Linked DNA regions of Homo sapiens: region 2 is linked to region 1. A link is a contact called in ENCODE Hi-C or POLR2A ChIA-PET data. All regions are on one chromosome and are shown on one strand. The core of a region is the stretch at or near the end of the contact, and the rest is flanking DNA. Distances in the headings are between cores, read along the strand shown.

What was found. Hi-C counts contacts between places; a loop is a spot of excess contacts on that map. ChIA-PET counts read pairs that join two places held with the same protein, here RNA polymerase II (POLR2A). Pooled maps may share reads with other maps.
Region 2: a loop to region 1 is called in a pooled map, with 2.2 times the contacts of the local background. The contact joins two enhancer-like sites. A Hi-C loop is called at or near these places in 7 of 168 maps with a recorded cell type or tissue (B cell, MCF 10A, PC-9 and 3 more), 12 of 37 single-sample maps with no recorded cell type and 17 of 50 pooled maps. POLR2A ChIA-PET finds 5 or more read pairs at or near these places in 6 of 52 experiments (A673, AG04450, CD4-positive, alpha-beta memory T cell and 3 more).

Annotation. Positions count from the first base shown.
Region 1 is chr5:42,942,400-42,947,059 of GRCh38, reverse strand. No RefSeq gene overlaps it. Among named protein-coding and RNA genes, the nearest start is that of FLJ32255, 49 kb to the left of the region's middle. Within about 2 kb of position 1,904, at least 4 of the 41 ENCODE cell types and tissues checked have a DNase peak (open chromatin) inside an H3K27ac peak, as active enhancers do.
Region 2 is chr5:43,103,895-43,108,554 of GRCh38, reverse strand. No RefSeq gene overlaps it. Among named protein-coding and RNA genes, the nearest start is that of ZNF131, 15 kb to the left of the region's middle. RefSeq lists an enhancer at 2,839-2,948. Within about 2 kb of position 2,759, at least 27 of the 41 ENCODE cell types and tissues checked have a DNase peak (open chromatin) inside an H3K27ac peak, as active enhancers do.

The DNA of each region.
Region 1 (4,660 bases), core at 655-3,154:
AATACCCTGAGCTCCAGGGGGAACAAAGCAAGGTAATAAATTACTACTCCATATCTCTGAACAGCTGGTGTCTTTCAGGGCCTAAACTCAAACAGAAGCCCAGAGGCAAAAGTAGCTCTCCAGTGCAGTCCATAACGGTTACTTCTTGCAAGATAGAGCTGGCTGAAGACTGGTAAACAGATCTAGTGAGGCAAACTGATGTTAGCTAGCAGTGTCTTTATATTGATCAATGTATTCACGATGATAACTTTTTTTTTTTTTTTTTGAAAAAATTCTTGCTCTGTCGCCCAGGTTGGCATGCAGTGGCCTGATCTTGGCTCACTGCAACCTCCACCTCCTGGGTTCAAGTGATTCTTGTGATTCAGCCTCCTGTGTAGCTGGGATTACAGGCGTGCACCACCACGCCTGGCTAATTTTTTGTATTTTTAGTAGAGATGGGGTTTTGCTATGTTGGCCAGGCTGGTCTTGAACTCCGGGCCTCAAGTGATTCACTCACCTTGGCCACCCAAAGTGCTGGGATTACAGGAGTGAGCCACCCCACCTGGCCCACAATGGTAACTTTTTTAAATGATCTAAAACCAACTCTATACTCATAAATTCAACAAGTTAGATAGAATGGATCAACCCTGCAAGATCCACAGTCATCGTTAATGATATTGAATTCATGGTCAAAAAATCTTCCAAAAAACAAACCTAGAGTTTCTTACAATTTCATTGACTATTTTTTACCAAATATTTAAAGAATAAATAAGATGAATTCTACATGACTTATTCTAGTAAATAAAAGAATATGGAATACTTCCCAATTTATTTTATGAGATCAGCACTTTCCTGGCACACACAGTACGCTAAGAGAAAGCTACTGACCAATATTGCACCTAAGCATAGATGCAGAAATCCTCACCAAAATACTAACAAATGGCAGTCAGAAATATATGTTAAAGAACAATACCATGCCTTGGGCCAGGCGCAGTGGTTCACGCCTGTAATCCCAGCACTTTGGGAGGCCGAGGCCGGCGGATCACGAGGTTAGGAGATCGAGACCATTTTGGCTAACACAGTGATACCCTGTCTCTACTAAAAAAAAAAAATACAAAAAATTAGCCGGGGGTGGTAGTGGGTGCCTGTAGTCCCAGCTACTTGGGAGGCTGAGGCAGGAGAATGGCGTCAACCCGGAAGGCGGAGCTTGCAGTGAGCCGAGACCGCACCACTGCACTCCAGCCTGGGCGACAGAGCGAGACTCCGTCTCAAAAAAAATAAAGAACAATACCACGCCCAAGTAAGATTATTCCAGATGGAGGGCTAGTTTAATGCTCGAAAGTCAAATAATATAATTTGCCTTATTGATAGCCTAGATGAGAAACACCGTATAATCCTATCAAATGATGCACAAAAAGCACTTAAAATCTATACCATTTATGATTTAAAATTTAAAAACCAACTCTCAGCATCATGGGAACAGAGGGAATTTCCTCAACCAAAAAAAATCTACAAAAACCTATAGCAAACGTGGTATGTAATAATGACAGACTCAACGTTTTTCCCATGGAATCAGGAACAAGGCACAAATATCCACTCTCACCATTTCTATTCAACAATGTACTGGAATTGTTTGCCAGTGCAATAAGGTGAGAAAATGTGTTAAAAATCATAAAAATTGGAAGCGAAACAATGAAAATATCCATACCTGCAGAATATGAGTCTATGTAGAAAATCTTAAGGAGTCTAAAAGAAAAGTTCCAGCACTCATGAGTGAGTTTAGCAAGCTCTCAAGATATAACAGTGCAAACCCTCAGAGGGAAAAGTTCCAGGGACTTGGAACAAGAGAATTTCCTGCACTAAGTTCTCAGGCCTGCTGCCTGTTAACCACATTTCCTGTAGGCCCAGCCTGTGAGTCACCTGCCATGCACAACTCCTGGCTGATCCTTCCCTCCAGTCTCTGGATAAGACACACTACTTCTGCCCTGCAATCAGCAAACCTAGGCGACCCAGAGTCCCGTGCCAGTCCTGGCACCAGCAACCAGCCGCCCCGCTCCTATGCCCCGTCCTTACCTTCATCAGCAGGAACCCAGGTAACAGAAATTTAACATTTGTGTCCTATTTTATTTTATTTTATATTTTTGAGACAGAGTTTTGCTCTTGTTGCCCAGGCTGGAGTGCAATGACACCATCTCGGCTCACTGCAACCTCTGCCTCAGGGTTCAAGCGATTCTCCTGCCTCAGCCTCCCGAGTAGTTGGGATTACAGGCATGCGTCACCATGCCTGGCTTATTTTGTATTTTTAGTAGCGACGGGGTTTCACCATGTTGGTCAGGCTGTTCTCGAACTTCTGACCTCAAGTGATCCACCCGACTGGGCCTCCCAAATTGCTGGGATTACCGGCGTAAGCCACCGCGCCCGGCCACATTTGTGTACAATTTTATTGAGAAGGGGAAAGAAAATGGCACAAACTGATTTGAAGGCAAAACTTCTTCCATCGCGTTTGAGAGAACTCAGGTGTTACTGTAACATCATCTGTTACAAGACGATCGTCAATGGAAGGATCTCAGAGAAAATCTCAGGGCTCAGGACATCAAAGGCGGCGGTGGACACCTTCTTAGGGCGTCTGCCCTCAAGCGCATGCAATCTGCAGCCAGCAGTCTTGGAACTTCGGTTGGTGGCTTCGGCGGGACAGTAGTAGGCTGACACTCTGAAAGGTCTCCTCGGACGGACGTCTCCGGCCCCAGTCGTCTGTCCACGAAGCAAGGGGCGAGTTGAGAGGGATGCTGCGGGGGCAGGCGTCCGTTGGGACCCTCTGCAGTCTCCAGCTCTCCAGAGGGCGCCTGCGGCTACTCCTATTTGCCGGTGCCGGATTCAGAGCGGGCGACTTTGAGCCCCTTCTCAAAGTGCGCTGCGGTCTGGGAAAGAGATCTTTTCGCCTGCAGTTTCAGCAAAGAAGCACTCAGGGAGCGGAAAGTAGGTCGCAGTGGAACCTAGAAAGCTGTCCCAAGAGAGCTCGCAGTGGTAAGGACAGGAAGGGAGCATTCAGGACACCGAATTTACTGAGCTCAGGGCTGGAGGCGGCTGGCCGCGCCTACTCCTTTGTGGAATCCCGGGCCTGCCAAACTCCGAGGGGAGACAGCAACTTCATCGCGTCCTTCTTTCACCAGCTGACACCGGGTATCTGGGATTCAGAAATCAACATCTTTTGCGTTTTTATACTCTTCTGGTCTCATGAGCGGTCCAAATTAGATTACAGGGAGGTGGGTGGGAACCTTAATCTTAGGAGCAAATTACATCAAGACATGGAATTAATGAGATTCACGTAAAGTCCTATCATCTGGGATGAAGTTATCTAGTTAAACACTTTGCTTTAGAAATTGAAAAGAAAAAGTACTGACTTCTTGTGCAAGGAAAGCTGTTTTGGGGGACCCTGGTTAGAACGTTCATTATTGCCTCCAAATGCATTGCTAGTACTGGAGCAGACTGGATTCGTTTCTGCCCCAGAGCAATGCTTGTCAGATGCCTAAAGATGGGGATGTTACTAAGGAGGAGGCCAGAGTAGTTGCCCATTTTTTAAATCAAAAGATCATTTTTGTGGTGTTTCATTATATTATTATTCTGTGATATGTTGACCTTTTTACATTTTAATTTTAGATTCAGAGGGACATGTGTAGGTTTGTAACAAAAATGTATTGCGTGATGCTGAGGCTTCTATTGACCCCATCACCTAGAGAGTGAACATAGTCCCCAGTGCGAAGTTTTTCAGTCTTTACCTCCCTATGTCCCTCCTTCCCTCCTTTTGGAGTCCCCAGTTGTCTATTCTCATCTTTATGTCCCCGTACACCAGGTTTAGCTCCCACTTATAAGTGAGACGAACATGCAATATTTGTTTCTGCATTAATTTGCTTAGGATAATTGTATCCTTACAGAATAGTTTGAAGTTGAAGTTAGGTAATGTGATGCCTCGGCTTTTTTTTTTTTTTAACCGGGTTTTTCTCTGTAGATCAGGTGGGAATGCAGTGGCATGCTCTTGACAGCCTCGAGCTGCAGGCTCCCCTCTCAGCCTCCAGAGTAGCTCCAAAGTAGCTGGGAAAACGAGCGTGTGCCCCCATGCCTGGCTAATTTCTGTTTGTAGTTTTTCTAAAGATGGGGTTTCTCCATGTTGCCCAGGGTGGTCGTTGCCCAATTTTTGTTTTCTTTTGTTTTTTTTTTGCCCAATTTTTATTTTCTTTTGTTTTTTTTTGAGACGGAATCTCGCTGTGTCTCCCAGGCTAAAGTGCAATGGTGCGATCTCCGCTCACTGCAACCTACACCTCCCGGGTTCAAGTGATTCTCCTGCCTCAGCCTCTGGAGTAGCTGGGACTACAGGCACGTGCCACCACACCTGGCTAATTTTTTTTTGTATTTTTTTTTTTTTTAGTAGAGACAGGGTTTCGCTGTGTTAGCCAAGATGGTCTTAGTCTCCTGACCTCGTGATCTGCCCGCCTCGGCCTCCCAAAGTGCTGGGATTACAGGTGTGAGGCACCGTGCCCGGCCCCCAGTTCTTACTGTGGTCTTTCACTCTCCCAGTTTTGTCATCTACTGTTGAATTGCTAAATTTAAAGTATTGCAGAATTTGGGTGTATGTGTGCAATAACATACAAGGGAGCAGACAAGGCACACAATGGCCTGGGCTCAG
Region 2 (4,660 bases), core at 1,510-4,009, 160 kb before region 1:
AGCGAAACTGTCTCAAAAAAAAAAAAAAAAAAAAGAAAGGGAGATAATTCGAAGATTAACTTACTTCCTTTTGAGAACTAGTTTATTACCAGTTCTCCTTTATTCCTAGGGTGTAGCACCTTAGGCTTTTAACCCACATCTGAGTCCTCCTTTTTATTAAGATTGTTTGGAGCTGGGCGCGGTGGCTCACACCTGTAATCCCAGCACTTTGGGAGGCCAAGGCGGGCATATTACTTGAGGTCAGTAGTTCGAGACCAGCCTGATCAACATGGAGAAACCCTGTCTCTACTAAAAATACAATATTAGCCAGGCATGATGGTGCATGCTATAATCCCAGCTACTTGGGAGGCTGAGGCAGGAGAATCGCTTGAACCCGGGAGGCTGAGGTTGTGGTGAGCTGAGATCTCGCCATTGCACTCCAGCCTGGGCAACGAGCAAAACTCTTCTCAAAAAAAAAAAAAAAAGATTGTTTGGATTTATTCTCATTGTTCATTTCTGAGATGTTATCACTAAAGACTCCTTTAAATATTCCATTTTTGTGTAAGTTGGTAATCAATGTTTTGTCCTTAGTTGGGTCAGACAGAGTTAAAAGGGAATCAGTGCCCATGCTCATGGCTAGCTTGATAGTGATAGTGATCAATGAGTTTCAAAAGGCTAGGAGAAAACCAGGGAGCAATAGTGAGAAAGCATGAGTTTAGTCAGGCTCCCTCCCTCATCACCCCTTGTGTGTAAACTTTAGAGTCCAGAGCATTATTTTTAGTGATGAAGGTAACACTTTTATATGTTCATTGGGTTCTTCTGAATCTTTTAAGCTCCTGTTGTTTTCTTTGAGGGCCAAGCGAACAGAGTCCTGGCCAAAAAATAACATTATAGTGGTGAAGATAGAGACATTGAGGGTTGTACTGATAACCTGTGATAGGGAGAAGATGTGGATGGTTTTAGTGCAGACCCTTGATTTGAATATACTTGTAATCAAATAACTTGTGTTTTCCTGAAATAGAGATTACTAATAATATCACTTAATAAGATGACATTAGTTACATAAAAACAGACAAGGTAGCTGTATCAACACATTTAGAATCTTTATTGAAAAAATAAGAATAGCAGAATAGGACATGGAATTAATTGAAAAATAAAGAATACATAGAATGATAAAATTCAGCACTCTCATAGCTCTGACTAAAAAAAATATTTTTAAAAATTCAGCATGCTTTCTCTCAGCACTGAGCAGTGCAGTTTAGGACATGTTTTTGGCAAATTGTTGGTATTGGTTTGTCTTAAAGGATTCATGCATAGGGCTTAAGAAAGCTTCCTCTTACACGGTACTAAAGTGGCCTATTAATGTGTCTCTCTCCCCTAGATTAGAATTTTTTTGAGGAAACTGAGACTATATCTTCTCTGTGGTCTCCTAGAGGTCATCAGGGCCACTTTCATTTTAGAGGTTCCTGGTATATTAAAAAATCAAGAAATCGGCCAGGCGCAGTGGCTCAGGCCTATAATCCCAGCACTTTCGGAGGCCGAGGCGGTCGGATCACGAGGTAAGAAGATTGAGACCATCCTGGCTGACACAGTGAAACCCTGTCTCTACTAAAAATACAAAAAAATTAGCCGGGCGTGGTAGCGGGTGCCTGTAGTCCCAGCTACTATGGAGGCTGAGGCAGGAGAATCGCGTGAACCCGGGAGGCAGAGCTTGCAGTGAGCCGAGATCGCACCGCTGCACTCCGGCCTGGGGGACAGAGCAAGACTCCATTTCAAAAAGAAAAAAAAATCAAGAAATCCCAAGTTTCCAAAAATTGTAGCCTATTTTAAATATTTACATTTAACAAATTTCTACTTTTTCACAAATCAGAATATAATACAATATAATCCAGCTTTTCAAAAGCTAATTTTCGGAATTCTAAGAAATAACATATTGTTAATAATTCATCGTGCCCTAGGGGGACAAAAATTTAAAGTTGAAGAATTAGCATCTTTCAGTCCTGTCACTGTAGCTCTGTCTGTGAGGCCTTCCACATATAAGAAGTGTCACGTCAAATGTGCCTGCTGTCTCCCTCAGCCCAAATTCTTGTCTTGGCCCTGGTCTTGTCATCTTTGTACCACGAGCCTAGTACAGTGGTTGCTTCATGGCGGACACTCAACAAATGCTTGTTGACATTTGTTTTTAAACTAAACTGTTTTAAGAATGATTCATTTGCCTTCTGAAAGTCAAGATACCAGAAAATGAGTCTGTTATTCAGTTTCTAGAACTCCTAAAGCACTATTTTACACATAATTTTCAGGCTTTGCCAAACTGTTACTAAACTTACAGTGGATGCTTTCCCCACATGATTCAAATTTCTGGTATGGAAAAATCTAAGCATAAAGGATGTGTGTGTGGAGGGGGAGGGAAGGCAGTAAATACCTCAACTCCTGACCCCATGAACCCATTTTATTAGGGATAAAACCAACGGTTGACTCATTGAGGGACTTTCTACAGTCATCTCAGGTGTATGCTAGACATGAAAGTCCTAGAAAGTTCTAGAAACATCCCAGTCTGTGGAAAGCAGCACCACCTCATCATAGCTGAATTTAGAACGACAGCATTGATCAATTCTCTTAGCACTGTATGAGCCAGGGTCGACACGCAGCAAGTCTTATGGAGCCCGTGTGCTGCTGCCCTCTAGTGGTTCTTCGGCCTGTGCAGGACCCACCGCTTTTCTCCCACCGTGAGGGGGCAGCAGAACTTCCAGGTTGTCAAACGCTGAAATCCGCTGGGCTGCTGAAACCAGCCAAGTCCATGGTCCTCCCCTCAAGGCACCGGAGATCATCAAGTAGTGCAGGAGTCATCAGTCCCAACACTGGGAGAGATGAGATTTGGTCCTTCAACTAAAATGCAGGATCGCACCGCTAGTCCTCTTCAGTGTCATTCCCTGCTTTCAAGGATACAAAACCAAGGGGACGAGGACCGAGGACAGAATGGATCTGCCAGCAGGAACCCGAAGCCAAACTGTCTTTCTCCCCACTCTTCCGCCCCCCCGAAAATGAAGGTTACCGTCGGGAGGGAGGGCATGTGGCAGTAGTGTCTCTAGTGGACAAAAGGTGATATGTCCATTGTAGTTTGATTCACTCTTCAATTCTCCTGGTTTGTTGTTGTTTATATTTCCCAACCAAGGCTTCCTGTCCTCTCAGTTTTCTTTCTTTCACATTATTTTTCTCCCTAGATTCACTTGCTCGGATAGCTCCTAGATCCTGTGCCCTCATCATCTTTTCCAAGGCCATCATCAGGACTCATGCAGGCTTTTTTTTGGGGGGGACGGAGTCTTGCTCTGTCGTCCAGGCTGGAGTGCAGTGGCTCGATCTCGGCTCAGTGCAACCTTCACCTCCCGGATTCAAGCGATTCTCCTGCCTCAGCCTCCTGAGTAGCTGGGATTACAGGCACATGCCACCACACCTGGCTAATTTTTGTATTTTTACTAGAGACGGGGTTTCACCATGTTGGTCAGGCTGGTCTCGAGCTCCTGACCTCGTGATCCACCCGCCTCTGCCTCCCAAAGTGCTAGGATTACATTTGTGTTCCTGGTTGGTCGTTGAGGAAAGAGGAGATTGGCGGGGTGGGTGGTGGTGGGAAGGCTCATTGGGGGAACTGGCCCTTGGTCCTGGGTATCTTGGCTTTGTTGGCCAAGGGGTGTGTGGTGGGGTTGTCTGTGGTCAGGATTTGAGGGCTTCTGGGAGGGGGAAGCCGGCCAAGGGTAGAGAGCTGCCAGAAGTCAAAATCGCGGACATGGGTTGGGCTGCCGAAAGATTCAGCAGACAGACAACAGCCCCGGCAACTGTGCTTAGCCCTGAAATGCCTCTACTGAGTCCTCCTAACATTTAGTCCGAGTGTGCCAGGGTGCCTTTCTGACGCCTTCCTGTTGCTCTCCCTGCCATCTCTACCATTCTCCTGCTTCTTAGTGCTTTGGATCAAATAATTGGGCTGGAGAAGAGCAAGTGGTAGGGGACAGACGTCTGATTCTGGCCTATTCTGCAGTCATCCTAGCATGGGTTTAGAGAATGACATTTTTCTGTTTGCAAGCAGGGTAGGCCTGTAGACTAGGGATTGTGTGTGGGAGGCTCCAGCATGGTCAGTGACAATGGAGCTGTAATTATGGGTCTCAAATTCAATCATACAATCTAGGTACATCTGGGACTTGGGATTGGGGTAGGTCTGGAATCTGGTTACGTGGGAAAACTTTCCTTGGACAATTTTCATCTAAGAAGCGGCACTTTCATCTTCATGTTTCACTTTCAGTTTCATGGTTCTCTCCCACACCCCACCCAACCACAAGCACTCCCATTTCCTAAGCACATCACACTCCTGATGCCCCCATTTCTGGACTAGTTCGGTACTCAGCAGGGATTGGAGGAGCTCCTTGCTCCTGTTCTGAACACTGTGTTAATGGAATTTGGCAGGGCGTGGTGGCTCATGCCTGTCATCCCAGGGCTTTGGGAGGCTGAAGTAGGAGGATTGCTTGAGGCCAGGAGTTGAAGACTAGCCTGGGTAACACGGGGACACTGCCCCCCGCCCCCCGCCCCCGTCAAAACACACACACACAAAGTAAAATGAAAAAAATAATAATAAAAAAGATAGGAATTAACATGTACAAAAGAGACCAAAATGTCTATTTAAATATTTTACTTC